2 separate regions of the Mus musculus genome follow, and region 2 is linked to region 1. The links are chromatin loops, found by intact Hi-C in ENCODE. Cell type or tissue: heart. All regions are shown on one strand.

Region 1 (8,000 bases):
GTTGAGTGTCGTGTTTTATAAAAAGATAAGGAAGGCAGGGATGTTTGTTCTGGAGGCAGGGTATGGTGTGGGGGAAGGGATGCCTCTGCAAGGACCCGCAGAGGCACCCACTTCCCCCTCTGAGGTACCAGCCACAAGGATCACATAGTATAGATAAACTCAAGGCACTCGGAGGGGAGGGAGAGGGAGAGGGAGAGGGAGAGGGAGAGGGAGAGGGAGAGGGAGAGGGAGAGGGAGAGGGAGAGGGAGAGGGAGAGGGAGAGGGAGAGGGAGAGGGAGAGGGAGAGAGAAAAGAAAGAGGCAGGCCATGAGCAGGAGTGGGGCGGGTAAGGAACAAGAGCAAGAGAATGAGGGTGAGGGCAGGGCAAGCAGCCCCTATAGCGAGTCAGGCACACCTGGATGTTGCCAGGTAACTGTAGGGCGGAGCCTAGATGAAATGTCAGGGAGCATTTGCTGTCTTTGTAGGCTTTGTTGATCCCAGCCTCTAGCACAGAATAGATACATTCATAGTCTCTGGTAGTTGAATATTTGGTCCCCAGTTGGTGGCGCTGTTTGAGAATTAGGCAGTGTGGCCTTGTTGAAGGTAGGCTTTGAGAGTTAAAAGACTCTGGTGGCACACGCCTTTAATCCCAGCACTTGGGAGGCAGAGACAAAAAAAAAAAAAAAAAAGACTTTCACTATTATGAGTTCCGGCTCTCTGTTCCATGCTTGTTGTTGAAGGTTCACCCTCTCAGCTTCCTGTTCTGGCTGCCATTTCTCTCAGCCACGGTGGGGCCTTTTCCCTCAGGAACTGTAAGACCCCCGAAACTGGGGAGACCTCTGCTCAAGTCCCGGGATGAGCTGGCCGGCACCCCAATAACTTGAGAGAAAACCATACCTGATGCAAACTGCAAGAGGTTTTATTGTTAGCTAGCTGAGGATGAACTCCTTTTGTCATGCAGGGCAGGGGAAGTCCGACCTCTAGCTAGCGGGAACAGTAGTGGGCTTTTAACTGCTAGCTGAGGAGTTGGGAGGAGTTGGGAGGAGAGTTGGGAGGAGTTTGGCTACAGCTCTTCTATTGGGTGTCCTTGGTACAGGGAGCCAAACAAGTGCCTGGCTAGGTCTCTCCACAATCATTGCATTTCTGGCTGTAAGGCACAGAAACAAAAAGGCTTTTTGCTGGCTGTAGAGAACGAAGTGCTTCTTTCTGGCTGTATTTTTAGAGATCAGGGAAAACAAGCTTGGGGAACGTCCAGGGGCTTTACCTTTCAGGGAGAAACGCTTTAAGTCGTGGTCTCACAGAACCATAGGCTCAACTAAGCTCTTCTTCCTATTGGTTGCTCCTGACTTGGTGTTTAATCACGGCAACAGAAAAGTGACTGCTCTTGCAGAGGACCTGGGCTCAGCTGCCAGTGTAGTGTCAGGGAAGTGTTAGCGGTACCCCCCCCCCCCCAAACCAGATAGGAACCTATCAGATGCAATCACAGTACGGCCTTTTTATTTGAGCTAGCTTGGGGCTCCTCAGCACAGGACTGTCACACAGGACAGTTTTGGCGATGCAGAGTCCCGAATGTCTATCTGGGCGAGGGGCAGGGCTTTATAGTAAGTAGTAAGCAGGGAGCGAGTGTGCAAGCATCTAATTGGGAAGTTACTATGGCCTTTAAGATAATTTGCTGGTGCTGGGAGTCATATCATAAACTTAACTTCTGCTCCCCTCTGCATTGGTGGTTATTAGGCAGGGGGTGGGCTTGTAACCTGGGGTTACAGGCTTGTTAGGGGAGTAACCTGGAGATGCTGGTCTTGTTGGTGGTGAGCCTAGACACTTAAGGTAGGTTTGGGTTTTGTTGGGGGGAGGGATAACTTGGAAACTAATGTTAGGTACTGGCTTGTTAATTTACGTGAGTTCAAACAGGTTCAGGTTCTCTAAAATGGAGTTTGTAAAAGATTTGGCCTCTCAGCAGCACCCAGATGGCAGCTCCTAACCATCTGTAACTCAGGTTCCAGGGGATCCGACATCTATGTCCTGGAACTCTCCTTGTAGATCAGGCTGGCCTTGAACTCAGAAATCTGCCTGTCTCCCGCCTCCATAGTGCTGGGATTAAAGGTGTGCACAACCCTGCCTGGCAGCGGTTACCATGGTACTGAAGGTCAGACCCAGAGCTTGGCTTACGTTTCATCAGCCTGGACGACATGATGGAACTATATATAGTCTGATCTCTTGGTTCCTTAAATTACCTGGCCATCCCCTTCCCTCGATTTCATCATAGTGGTGGTGCTGGTGGGGGCGCTGGAGCAGGAGCTAAGAAGCTCGGAGTGTTTAGGTAATTTTGCAGCTGAGCCAGCTTTACAGTGGGTTCTCCCTACAGAGAAGACTCTCCATCACAGAGACGGATGATGAAGCCTGATTGTCAGGGCACTGATTTACAGTGAGTCTGGGATGGAGCTTGCTTAGCAGGCAGGGACTGTCTCCTCCGTTCAGTCTTCAGCACCGCACTCTCAAACAGATTGCGACATCTCCTGCTGCCTGGCTAGCAGTGCTGTCTGCTTTCTTGGCATTCCTTTCCCCAGGATGGCTGCAAGGTACACCCTGGAGCCTCTTAGGGGGCTTTTAAAATCCCCCAAGCCTAGATCCTAGAACAGGGAAATGAGTTGGGAGCAGGGGAGGCCTCTGTGTTAGTATTCTTTTTGTTTTATGTTTTAACTTTTTTTTTTTTCTTTCTGTATAGCCCTGGCTATCCTGGAACTCACTCTGTAGACCAGGCTGGCCTCGAACTCAGAAATCCGCCTGCCTCTGCCTACCAAGTACTGACGTCTTATCTTTTATTTTTATTTGCATCTTTCAGTGTGTGCAAGCATGTCCAGGGGAAGTATGGCATGTATGAGAGATCAGAGGATGACTGGTGAGAACCGGATCTCTATTTCCTCCATGTGGGTCCTGAGGATTGAACTCAGTTCGTCAGCCTTGGCTGCAGATGCCTTTACAAGCTCAGCCACCTCATTGGCCCACATGTTAGTAGTTTTCAAACCTCCTCTGCTGGTCTCAGTGTGCATACGGATGCTCTAGGTGTATCTATACGAGGAAGCCAAGTTGTAATCAGACAAGCATGCTGTTACAGTCTGTTTTTTTTAGTCTGAGCATACTCATAAATACCTATTCTGTGCCAAGGCCTGGGATAGAGAAAAGTAGAAGTCACTACAATTTGGTGGTTATAAAAAAAAAATGGGCTTCAGAGCCAGGCCTTGGTGTCATAACCAAAATCCCAGCACCCAGGAGGCCAAGCAGCCAGATCTCGGAGTTAAAAAGGCCAGCTTGATCGTGGAGTTCCAGGACAGAGAAAAGTCTGTCTTCAAAACCATAAATAAATAAATAAATAAGAATGAAAGAGCCCAGTTCAGATCCTAACCCTGCACTTACTGGTGTGTGACTCAGTTTCCCTCCCTCCTTTTTTTTGTCTAAAAAAAATCAGCCCCTCTCTCACCCCTACATCCAACCCCCACAAAATAGCTATAGTATCATCGGGTCAAGAAAAAGGTCATTGCCTTTCTCATGGTCCCTTCAAAAGCCTCCATTCGGACCCTAGGTGCCTTATTTCCTGGCGTTGCTGTCTTGATTTTTTACACTTGTCTCTTTTGTGTGTGTGTGTAGGTGCACTGTGCACTTATGTGCAGGTGCCCGCAGAGGCCAGAAAAGATCATCTGATCCTTTGGAACCGGAATTACAGGGAGTTGTGAGGGGTTTGAGGTGGGTGCTGGGAATCAAGGGAAGATCCCCTGGAAGAGTCGCAGAGCCATTGCCCCAGCTTTTGCCATTGCGTTAGACAACACTATTTCGAGCTCGCTCTCTAGAATGCGTTTCACGGTTACATAATTTAGAAAAGCTATTCCTAGTAGTCATAGAGTGCAGAGAGCCTCACTCAGTGTTAGCAAATACTACACTCCTTTTTCGAGATTGCCCCTTCACAGGTCAGTTTACACCCTACCCTTGTGTGAATGTAAACAGCGCCGCCTCTTCACAAACACCTTCCCCCACATTGCTAACGAGGCTGGGCACTTTCCACACACTGATGGCCACTGGGTTTTCTCATTGAGAGAAGGGGGCGGTCTAGTGATCCTGGCTTAAATTTACTTGAACATATCTTTGTGGTGAGACCTCACGATCTTGCTGCGGCTCAACCCAAAGGTACAAGGCAGGCAGGCTGGAGTGGGTTCCGATTACTCCTCTGCCTCAGCTGTACCGCACAGCTTCCTGATTCCCCCCCACGTAACCCCGGCGCCTACGTTAGGCGTGGGCGATGGCTCAATTGAGTGCATTCCTGCAGAGGGCTGGAGTTTGTTTCCTAGCATCCTTATCTGAGGCAGGCAGTTCGGGCAGAGCTCCCCGCAGGAGCTCGGACAGAAATGGACAGCGCCGCAGACTCCGCAGGGGACCCCATCTCCAAACACAGCATCCTGCCAACCGCCAATTTCAAACTTCCCAGCCCAACCCCGCCTGGATTCCTTTGCCCTCTTTCTATTGGTCGCTAGTCAAAGGAAGAGACAATGTGATTGGCTTTTCCATTTCACTTCCTCTAGCCCTCCGAGATCTGGGCGGGTCCTGGTGGAGACCCCCGCTGTCCATCAGTAGATGGCGAGCGCTGATTGGTTGAGGCACGGCCGAGACCTGCCCACGTCGTTTCCTTCAAACGTTGGGGCGGGAGACTCAGGGCGGAGCGGAGCGGGGCGAATGTAAGCCGGGGGTCTGCGGAGTGTGAGTCCAGTTTGTGTGTGTGTCTGTTGGGGGATTGGAGAGGCTCTGGGCGGGGGGCAGTCCCCTTTCCCAGGTCTCCCTGGTCGACCCCGTTCATACAGAGCCCACTTTCCCACCCAAGGCCTCAGGATAGCGGGGGGAGGGGGCTCCTGAGGGTCTGCTGCGGCTGCAGCATGGGTGTGCTGGGGGTAGCCCGGGGTCTGTGGGTGCAGCCCTGGGGGCGGGACAATGGGTTCAACCCAGTGTCTCTGGTTCGTCCTTGGGGTGTCCTGGGGGAAGCCTGGGGTCTGGGGCAGGAGTTGTTGTTAGTGTCTCTGGGTGTGCTGCCGGAGGACCTCAGGGCCCCTTAAAGAGGACCCATTCCCCTGTAGACCAGTCTCTGTCCCCTGCAAGCTTTACCTGCATTCTTGCCCATGGCGCTTCCCATTTTCTGTGTGATCTTATCTCCCTCACTTAATCTCTCTGTTCCTGTGTCTTCATTCTATGAGCTGGACTGAGGCCTTGGGTGGGAAAGTGGGCTCTGTATTCTATTCCGTGCCTAACCCAGCGCCTCCTTCTTGTGTCTTTCTCCCTCTCTAGCCTATCTGGTCAGTCAGGCAACCGATCTTCCTCAGGATCATTGATCTCTGTACCCTCCAGGGGCAGTGAACCTTCCTTTCCCTGGGATAATCCTCAAGGCTCACTGATCAAACCCTTTGGGCTTGGTTCACAGGTTAGGTCTATGTAGCTACGCGACATCAGATATTTGTGTTCGTCAGGGTTTTCTAGGGGAAAAGAGCTGGTAGAATGGAAAAGTGGAGATTTATTAGGCTGCAGTCTGCTAGTCCACCAATGGCTGGTAGTTCTTTTGGAAATGATTTATTTCCATCCCTTATGTGTATGAGTACCTTTGGCCTTCCTGTGTCTGTGCCCCATGTGCCGTGGAGGCTGGTCGCCACCTCCTCATCCTGATCTCTTTAGGGAGACACGACTCTGCCAAGCCCTTCCTGCCTTCAATGTCAGTACCCGCTTGACTTTCCCCAGTGTTCCTTCGGCGTTGGCGGAGAGATGTTGAAGTTCAAGTATGGTGTGCGGAACCCGCCGGAGGCCAGTGCCTCCGAGCCCATTGCCAGTCGGGCCTCCAGGCTAAATCTCTTCTTCCAGGTAAGCAGCTGCCAGCCAGCGATGCACACCCGTGTCTGCTGTGGTAGCCGTCTTTGGTTGTATTATGGACAGAGACTGGTATTCTTAGGGTAATCCTGTTTGTTCTTTTACATGTCCTGCCTGAGCTGGACTGAGGTGCCACTGTGCTGATGATTACGTACGTGGCTGGACGTGCCCCAGGGGAGTCCCCTCATTTCTCATACTCCACACTTTTTTTTTTTAAGATTTATTTATTATTATATGTAAGTACACTGTAACTGATTTAAGACACACCAGAAGAGGGCATCAGATCTCATTACAGGTGGTTGCTGGGATTTGAACTTAGGACCTCTGGAAGAGCAGTCAGTGCTCTTACCCGCTGAGCCATCTCGCCAGCCCATACTCCACACTTTTAAACTTTTGCTTCTTTCAATGGAAGAAACCAAAATTGTCTCTAGGGTGTATTTGTGTGTGTGCGCGCGCGCGTGTGTGCACGCACACGGGCCTGTCTGTCTGCATCTGTCTTGTGTCTGGGTACCCAGAGAGGCTAGAAACTAGCTTTGGATCCTTTGGATGTGGGAGCTGGTATTACAGGTGTTTGTGAGCTGCCTGTGTGGGCCTTGGGATCCAGATTGTGGTCCCCTGAGCCATCTCTTCAGCCCCAGTGTAGAATAATCTAATTTATAATCTTATTCCATACGAGGGATATCTGTTCTCTCTCTTTTTCTTTTTTTCTTTTCGAGACAAGTTTTTTTCTATTACGTAGCTCTGGCTGACCTAGCACTCAATATGTAGACCAGGTTGGCCTTCAAATCACAGAGCTCCACCTGTGGCTGCCTCCCAAGTCCTGGGGCTAAAGGCTTGGGCCAGCTTCCGCACCTGGCAGCTCTCCTGCTCTTTAGATTAAACACCACGCCTACATTCCTCATTCCGGGCCTAACAGTTTCGTCTTCTGTAAGGACCAATGTCATGCAAGTATTTCCAGACAGTTTTCTAGTTCGGTTCTACTCTGACTTGCCTTCACCATGGACTGTAATTTGTATACTGAAATTAACCCTTCCCCGCCCAGCTTGCTTTTGGTCATGATGTTCCTCACAGCTGTAGAAAACCAGCCAGGACATTTCCCTTCCATCCCTCTTTAATGTGGAGTGACCTTAGTTGGTTTTATATTGCGATAACAGCACGCCAGAGGGTGTGTGCTTTTATAAACAAAAGAGGTTTCCATAGGTGACAGTTCTGCTCCCTCAAGTACACCAATGGCTTCTACTTGGCTCTGCTCGGGGACTGGTTACAATGTTGCCACACTGGCTAGGGGAAAATGCCCAGAGATCACATGGGCCAGATAGGAAATAAGAGACCAGACCTTTCTAACACCCGGGCTCTCAGCTCCTGAGGTTAAAAAAAGCATTTTTGTTTCTTGAAGACCAGGTTATAACCCCCTACAATGTCTCACCCCCACCTTTTAAAGCGACCACAGATTTGACACTGGGGTCAAGCTTGCAGCACGTGGACCCCAGGAGGATAAACCACATGCAGATGGTAGCAATGGGTGCCTCCTGCAAGAGGAGATGGGTTGTGACAAAGAATCCAGGTACAACTCAGCGTGCCAGCCGAGCCTGCTGTGCTGCTCCCATGCAGGGCTGTCACCCTGCAGGTCGGATGCAGTGGCTGGCTTGTTTTCTGCTTCTGTGTGTCCTTTAGACTGGGTCTCAGTCGGTGTGTCTCTCTCCTACTCAGGACTTGTATTTTGGGGCTTGGCAGACTTCCAGAGCCCCAGAAATCTCACAAATCACCAGGCTTTGCCAGTTTTTTATTTTGCTAAGCAAGGATGTAGAAAGCAAATGAGAGGGGGAAAAAAAGCTATTAACTTTCTGGTCTTTTCATTTCCGAAAGAAAGGGCATTTTGAGAACTATGGAGAGCTGAGGCTTTTGAGTGTGCTATGGGGTGCTCCGAGCCTAAGCTTCCTCGAGTCTCTGGGACCCCCCCCCGCCCCCCGTCTACTTGGGTTAACTCTCAGGTGAACAGAGGAGGAGATATGAGGCTCATCTTCCAGCGTTAGAGGCAACCAAAGGGGCAGGCTCCGAGGTTCCCAAGCTTGACTGAGCCTTGCGGGGAATTTGTTAAAATCGGTTTTAAGCTGCGACCCAGAAG
Region 2 (8,000 bases), 170 kb after region 1:
GCATGCACACGGAGAGCCCAGCACCGCCTGCCATCCCTGTGGTCCATGGCTGCCTCTCATTCCCTCATATCGGCTTGTAGAGGAGGGTGGTGACATACTTTTTCTTGTACCGGTGTGTTGCACTGAGCACCATCACTCCATCCTAAGAGGGAGAAAAGGACCAGAGTCAGGGGCTCAGTCAGAGAGAACAGGAGACTCACTACACGGTCACTACAAACACAGCCCCCGAAGGCTGCTCTGCTTGTCCACACCCAAGGCCACCCTGGCACGTGGGGTCCTCAGAGCACAGGCTCAGAAACGGCTTGGAGGCAAGACAGGCCATTCATTACCTTGATGGAGAGTGCATAGAGGTGGTTCAGCATGACGTGGTTGGGCTCCGGAAGCAGTGCTGGGTCACACTGAGGGACAAAGGGAGACGTGAGCAAGTAGGATTCAGAAGTCAAAATGGTCCCTGCCCCCTATTTCATGGCCTGGTTGGGGTAGCCAAGGAGAGGAGCCAGGCTCTGTTGGTTGACCTGGCTTCCCAAGCCGGGCAGTGTGAGTTGTGGAGATGACCAGAGAGGTGAAAGGGGTGGATCCTCGTGCCAGCCAGATGCTACGGAAGGCACTTCCGGTAAGTTTTCTCCCTGACCTTTAAGGCAGGCCCTACCCCATTCTCTTACAGAGCAGACCAGAGACCCACTGGAAATGCTTTCCCGGAACACCAGACCCACTGTGTGTTCCATGCTCCTGAGAAGTGGATGGTAAGCCAACGGAACACCAGACCCACTGTGTGTTCCATGCTCCTGAGAAGTGGATGGTAAGCCAACGGAACACCAGACCCACTGTGTGTTCCATGCTCCTGAGAAGTGGATGGTAAGCCAAGCCTCTACAGCTAGACGAGGAAGTATGTTGCAGTAGGTGACTCTACAAGTGGACACGTGAACACTTCACCACACCTTTCTACCTCCCTAGAGCATCTTCATTCTCATTCCCAACTCTTAAGAACATGCACTTGTGTGTGTGTGTGTGTGTGTGTGTGTGTGTGTACAGGCTACTAGCTTGAGGTTCCTGCCTCAAGGGAAGGGCACATTCCTGTCACTCAACACTACGGGAATCCCAGTCCTGAAGTGACTTTAAGATCTCACAGCTGCCAACAGGCCTCTGAGGCCTTGGGGTGGAGGGAAACCAAGAGCTCTAACACAGTGTGACCAGGCCCTTCCACATGAAGCTGGACGGCCTATGCCACACACAGGCATATTGAGGGCTCTGAGCGGTGGCCTGGGGAGTGGCCACCCGCATCCTACAGAGCCCTGCAGTGGTTATGTTTGAGTCTGGGAAATCTGCTGGGGACAAATAACCCATGCACACAGGAGCACACAAGAGAAGTGGAGTGGGAGGATCCAGGTCCTAGTCCAGCTCTGCCCTAGCAGGGCCTCCAAGGCATGCACAGGTCCAGTGAGCTCCTACGGGGCAGGCAGAGCAGGATGGCTGCTGATGAGAGAACAAGGAGAGGCCCTGTGTGCCTCAGCTGCACGCTGCCTCAACCAACTGCTACAGGGATCTTAAAAAAAAAAAAAAAAACAAACAAAAAGCAGTTTCCATCTGTCACTTTTAAAGCTGTCTAATATATGGATCATACCATATTTGGGACATGCAAGTTCTGAGGAATGGCTACACCAGATCTCTAACATATTCACCCTTTTTTGTGTGTGCGATTAAAAAACCACTTAAAATCTACCTTGTGCTGTTAGTGAGCAAAGAGGTCAGTCCGTCTAAGGAAAGCATTATGGATGACGTCTAAAGTTAGACACAGAGGTACCTTGTGATGCAGTCACCCAGCCCATGGGTGTGCACACACATGTGCGTGTCCAAAGGAAATAGAACCTGGATGGATTTACATATGGGTGTGCATATGGCACTGTGGAGCCCCGCTGCAGTCCCTGAGAGACAATTCACAGGACATAGGATGTGGCCAGATGTGGCATACTATGTATAACTACAGATGCAGTGTGACCCCTCCCTCAAACTCCTGCTGTCCTCTCCCCACCCCCATAGGATGGGCTAGAACCTGGGACTGTGAGTCCAAATATACCCTTTCACTTTAAATTGCTCATCAAAAATTGTATCACAGCAGCTGGACAAGAAACTACAACAGTGGGTGGCTCAGCCTTAAAAAGGAAGGAAATTCTGTCACTTGCAACAACGTGGATGGACTATGGACATAAATAAGCCAGCCACAGGGAGACACATGCGACATCTTTTAAAAGCAGGCTAGGAGAACTGGATGGTAATTCTGGGGAAGACACCGGTTAAAAGCTACAAGATGTCTGCAGAGACAACTGTGAGAGGAGCTACGGCCCGAGAACAGGCTGACCACAGTCATTCACAGGACAGCAGATTTCCCAAAGCCTCTAAGAAAAGAACTCTGAGCGCTGTCTGGGGATGCCAGTCAACGTATCTGCTCCAGTCTCTTCACTGTGAAGCTGAAATAAGACTCCTCGGAGAGCACTTTCCTAACTGAAGACAAGATCTGTAAGAGCTGACAGTGAGGTCAGACACAGTTCTCCTGAATTCATGGTCTAGCCTCTCCCTAGCCATGCCTCTGTGTGTGTGTATGTGTGTGCGTGTGCGTGCACGCGCGCTGAATCTTTAAGGACAGCGGCTAAGGGTCCTTGCAGTTCTGTTACTAATGCGCACTGGTTATTTGTTTAGCCAGTGGGGTCTGAGGCTGAGTGGTCTCTCCACTGACCTCCTCCTGGATTCACAGGAGTGAGCCGGGATCTGTGCTTGGTCACAGCACAGAGTGGACTGAGTCCACTTAAGGAAAGGCACGTCTTCCACAAACCCTGACACTGCCGTAGGGAACCCTCCACACACAGTCAGCTCAGCAGCACGTGGGCTCTGCTGCTGTGTCCAGTGTTGAGGGAGGGGCTTTCTTTAGCACCAGATACAGTTTGCTTTGTCCCTAAGGGCTCACGTACTGGGAACTTAGTCCCCAGTGACTGCTGGGAGATGGGTCCTAACTGGTGGTGAATTAGGTCATGAGGGCGGAGCATGGATTAATGTAGGCACCCTGAGTGGGTCAGTCATCCTGAGGGCATCGCTTGCCCTTGCACCTTCTGCCACAGTGGATGTGGTAGAGGTTATAATGTGTTATAAGACAGCTCGAATTCTACCCCAGGAGGGCTGACGTTTCCAAAAGTAACTTAGTAACTAAAACTAGATTCTAAAATGTCTAGCTGACCAAGGGGTGTGTAACAGATGTGAATCTTTCACAATGTCAGGGGAGGACCACAGCAGTCCCCAACAGTGGAAGGCACAGGAGTTCTCCACTGTCTTTTAAGAAGTGAGCAGAAAGGAGCTCCAGATGGGAGTACTCACAGAGATGCCCGTGTCCTTGTTCAAGATGACCTGCAGCAGGTGTGGCGGGAGGATGGGCGGGGCTTTGAACCTCTCTTCTGGTTTAGACATGTAAGGCTCCTGGTGGTAGGGTCCTGGGGGCGAGCTGGACAGCTCTGTTGGGAGATGTCGACAAGACACTCAGACTGTAGGCTCTGCAGCTGCATTTGATGCATGGGGCCCTCATCTAGCTTTCTGTCCTGATTTCCTCAATCCAGGTTTGTATTTTCTTCAAAGACATTCAAGCTCAAACAGGGAAAACCAGAGGGGATGAAAAGTGCCCTGGAACCGGGGTGCTCGGGATAAAGCTCGACGCTACCTCGAGAAGCTCAGTGGAAGGAAGAGCAGCTGTGGCAAAGCCTAACAGGGAAGCCATCCCCCATAGCCTGGCCTCTCGTCAGCACAGTAAGGCTTCCTTCTTACTGCAGGCTGAGTTTGGCAACTGCCACAAGTTCTGGGCTTCAAGTGGGGATTAAGTGGCCCAGCCTAAGTTACCAAGTCTCCCAGGCAGAATAAAAGAAGTCTAACGAGGTACTGATGCACTAAAAAATAACCATAAAGACCAACGTGTAAAGGATCTTTGGCTCTACACTCCTGGGTCTGAGTGTTTTCACTATGTAGGCGCAGTAGAAGCTTCTGGAAGCACAGTACCTTGCCTTAGAAGCACCTCGAATCATGACAGCTGGCTGGCTAGATAGAGGATGGCACTGAGCTGTCACCCGAGTGTCGGGAAGGGTTCTGGCTACCTGACCCCTAAGCTGGCCCAGGGCTGCTTTAACTTTCTCAACATCAATTTCTAGGTCAGGCTCCCTTCACACCTCAGCACAAGAACTGAGAAAAAGCACTCGATGCAGAAAGCTGAGCTGTAAGAAATAAATACATGGCATTTAAAAAAAAAAAAAACAAAAAACAAACCCAAACAAGCCACTTGAATGTCTAACAGGAAGTTTAGAGCTGATCTGGCTCCAGCAGCAGGGGGCGGTGCACTTTCTGCCTGCAAATGATCAACCAGACCTTTAGCTGAAGGCTCTGTTGAATAGTGTGAAGTTCGTGTCAGAAGCGTGTGCACTGCCTCCAGGCTGCACCCTTTGCCTGTCTGAAATGTGTAAGTGGTCATCCAGGAATGGCCGATAACCCCAGTAAGAGAGCACTGTTTTTAGATTTCTAAGCCTAGATCTGTAACCTTAACCACGGCCAGCCAAGCCCACCAGTCAATTACAGCTGTGGAGTCAGAAGTGCTAACTGTAAGAGATCCCAGAGACACGGAGGTGAGGGTGGGAAAGCCCTCGGTAAACTGATAGCTGGCTACTGCTGAGAGCTTATCTTACTGATTCCCAGAACTGCTGCCCAGGAAGCAGCCCACACACAAAGAAGGGAAGCACACCTAACGTCCATCTGGATTCTAACACACAGTTTCTCTCCTGAGCTGTCCCTCTGACCTTCCAGGGATTCTCTTCCTCCCAGATGTGGTCGGAACAAAGGTCACCGAAAGCTCCGTGCTTAGAGGACTCTAGTTTACCGTGACTGAGCACAACAGGTTTCCAGAAAAGAGCGTTGTGCCATGTGGCCTGTTTTCTATGGGGAGTCACTTCCAGTCAAGTGTGAATGGACGGCACCAGTGACAGCCAAGGTCACCGAGGTGGCGTTTATCACCTGTCAGCCTGCAATTCTCCAGGCACCACTGGCAGGACACGAGCTGGCAGTTTCCCTGGCAGTGGTTCACTACTGACCCAACGTGTCCTCGTGGGTCTCTTCAGGCCTGCCTATGGCATAACATCAAGTGTAGCTCTGTTCTAAAGCCAAGTGGAACTGCAAAATATCCCATAAGGCAAGGGCAGTGACTTATGGTTTCTTTGGGGGTTAAACTCCAACAGCCAGGGCCACTGGAATTAGGAAGGAACTGCTGTGGTCCGGAGAGCTACAACTGTCCACCTGGCTGGGCAGCTTTTGCTCAAGTGTGAGAGGCGAGGGAAACAGAGTATGTCCAGGCCACAGAGCCCCAGCCTGCACACACGTGGGATAAAGTAACTGTTCATACCAGACACATCGGAGCACTTTTGGGAATCCACCATTAAAGCATCAAATACTTCAAAGTCAGTTTTCTTCACTTGAATGATGTTGTTAACTGTGCCAAGCTGGCTGGTTACTATTGGCTGGGAAGAGACAGATAGGCAGAAATCATAACGTGGAAGGTCTGTGGATTCTTCAGAGGACTAGAATTCCTGGCTGGAAGGCCTCACTGCCTGGTTAGCGACTCTTGGTTAATTATACCAATGAGCTGGTAACTGGCGCTATCTAACTCAGAGCCACACGCAGGGAAGAGGGTCCTGATAGCACGCCACAAGGGAGGTGATGGGTGCTGGTTGTGCAGGTAGGTACTAGAGGGCCAAGGGCTGCAGGCAAAGTACCTCAGAAGGATCATGGGTCCACTGTCCATCCACGAAGAACTTGTACTGATGCTCTCCTTCAGGCAGGTCCAGGATGGCTACAAAGTTATTCTGGCTGCAGGAAGAAAGGAAGTAGAATTTCAGCTGGGTGGGCTGCCCTCTGACTCCAGGTATAACCAAGAGTTTGGCTGCAGGATGGCAAACATGGCAACCAATTCAGACAATTAATTCTTGGTCACGGCCACTAATGGAGCAGCAGGAAACTCACTTTGCTCAGACACTAGGAACCTAGAATCCTAACACTGGAAGGTCAACAAATGGCTGTTCATACCTTCCAAGTCTCCACGCAGAATACCACCGGGCGGGCAGGCGGGCTGGGTGCCACGGAGGTAAACATAGGCTGCCGAGCCATCCCTTTTGTCAGTGTGCCATGACAGGGACTGAGCCAGCGTAACAGGGCACATAGACGTTCTCCACACAGACCTGTCTAACTACCCCGCCACTCCTGAGATTGCTGTGGACTTGTAGCAGCCCTGGAAACACAGGGACACTGACAACAGTTGGGCTCAGACCAGCAGGGCACGGGCTCTCCCTCTGTTTACCAGAAGTAGTCACTGGTAAAGGCGCGATGACAGGAGTCCACACTAGGGTTTTTTTGTTTTGCTTTGTTTTTTTTGTTTTTTGTTTTTGTTTTTTTCGAGACAGGGTTTCTCTGTGTAGCCCTGGCTGTCCTGGAACTCACTTTGTAGACCAGGCTGGCCTCGAACTCAGAAATCCGCCTGCCTCTGCCTCCCGAGTGCTGGGATTAAAGGCGTGCGCCACCACTGCCCAGCCACATCAGGGTTTTGATAAATCGTCTCACTGAACCCTTGCTAATGATGTCTTCAGAGCATGGAACTTCCAACCTTCCAAAAAATAACACACAGGACTCAGTTAGAAGGGATCCAGGTCACCTGGTCCAGGAGTCCGATACAGAAGTGACCGTTCCATGCAGTAATGGGCTGGGATCCACACCCCTAAGGGTCCCAGCCCAGCGTTCTCTCCAATGCACCGGGAACAACTTTCTCAGAAGAAATGTATATCTAAATGTCAGAGCATAGCACAGAAATATCGTCCGCCGAGATCCTTACCTTCTCGTGAGGGGAAGCTTGCTCCAGTTGTTGAAGGACCCAGACAAGTAGACTTCCTTTCCACCCCCTGTCCATCGAAACACGGTGGGCCGGGCCTGGGCGGGGGCTTTATCATTCGCTTCCAGGTCGTGCTGCCAGGCCAGGAATTCCTCTTTCTCTGGAGCCTAAGAAGCAGAGGCGTTTACTTGGGGTCAGGCAGCTGGCAGCGAGCTCCCCACCCGAGACTGTTAACCTAAGAGGACAGCAGAGTCTAATCAGGCAGCTCTGCTTGTGTCTGCGGCACATGACTGCGTCTGTTCCCCCACCTGCCAATGGAGATAATAAGGACAACAGCTTCTGTCATATCGTGACGACTGAGACAGTCTGACACATGCAGTGCTTAACCAGCAGCTACTATTACTGCAACCAGACTTCACAAACTCTGGAGGAAGCTGCAAGGCCTACTCGGGAGAAGACAGCCATGAGTCCAGGGTGGGTTCAATATGCTCCACTTCCCTCATTAAGCAAGACTTGAGAGTATGTAAGAATTTACTAGGGATGGTCTCGGAGCTGTTAAAATGGACACAATCAGATGGGAAGGGAAGGGCTGGGGTACAGAGAACTAGATACAAATGGCAAATGGTAATATCCACTGAGGTATATCAGAGGAACTTACTCCAGCTAGAGACAAAGGAACACACCCCACCCTGGGGTGAGACACAGTTAGATAAGCATCATTTCTCTTCTTCAGTCAGAATCGAAGCCAAACACCGGACTTCTAGGGTGGAGAAAGCCCTGAAGGAGCCCTGGAGGCTTCTGTGACTTCCACTCCAGATACTGATCTGCTGTTATCTGAGAGATACCAGCAAGTCCCTGGATCTGAACCGTACAGATTGGATAACTAGCAGGGTTTGCTTGAGAGCTGTGGGGCTCTCACCCTTCCTAACGCTGCGCCCCTTTAATACGGTCCCCTATGTTGTGGTGACCCCCAACCATAAGACGATTTGGTTGCAACTTCGTATCTGTAACTTTGCTACGGTTCCGAATCGTAATAATACAAATATCCGACATGCAGGGTCTGGGGTGCCGACCCCTGTGAAGGGTCTGTTGGCTTCCAAGAGGG

The links. Peaks named below come from ENCODE experiments on the same cell type or tissue, not always from the same donor. Only the 100,000 strongest peaks of a DNase experiment are listed, where the experiment ranks them.
Region 2: a loop joins it to region 1, with 2.0 times the contacts of the local background. A loop is called at or near these places in 3 of 42 quality-filtered maps.

Annotation. Positions count from the first base shown.
Region 1 is chr5:115,840,598-115,848,597 of GRCm38, forward strand. Cit (citron) reads left to right here and starts at 5,059. Exons shown (of 47, transcript NM_007708.3): 1 at 5,059-5,869. The coding sequence starts at 5,774. In heart, no CTCF peak of the experiment used is centred here; a DNase peak (open chromatin) is centred at 4,594; H3K4me3 peaks cover 2,543 bases; H3K27ac peaks cover 2,082 bases.
Region 2 is chr5:116,014,585-116,022,584 of GRCm38, forward strand. It overlaps Prkab1 (protein kinase, AMP-activated, beta 1 non-catalytic subunit), which reads right to left. Exons shown (of 7, transcript NM_031869.2): 2 at 6,899-7,062; 3 at 5,790-5,883; 4 at 5,420-5,534; 5 at 3,364-3,497; 6 at 330-398; 7 at 1-142. The coding sequence ends at 65. Among named protein-coding and RNA genes, the nearest start is that of Prkab1, 5.8 kb to the right of the region's middle. In heart, a CTCF peak has its summit at 4,357 (motif pointing right); DNase peaks (open chromatin) are centred at 5,027 and 7,097; H3K4me3 peaks cover 621 bases; H3K27ac peaks cover 2,104 bases.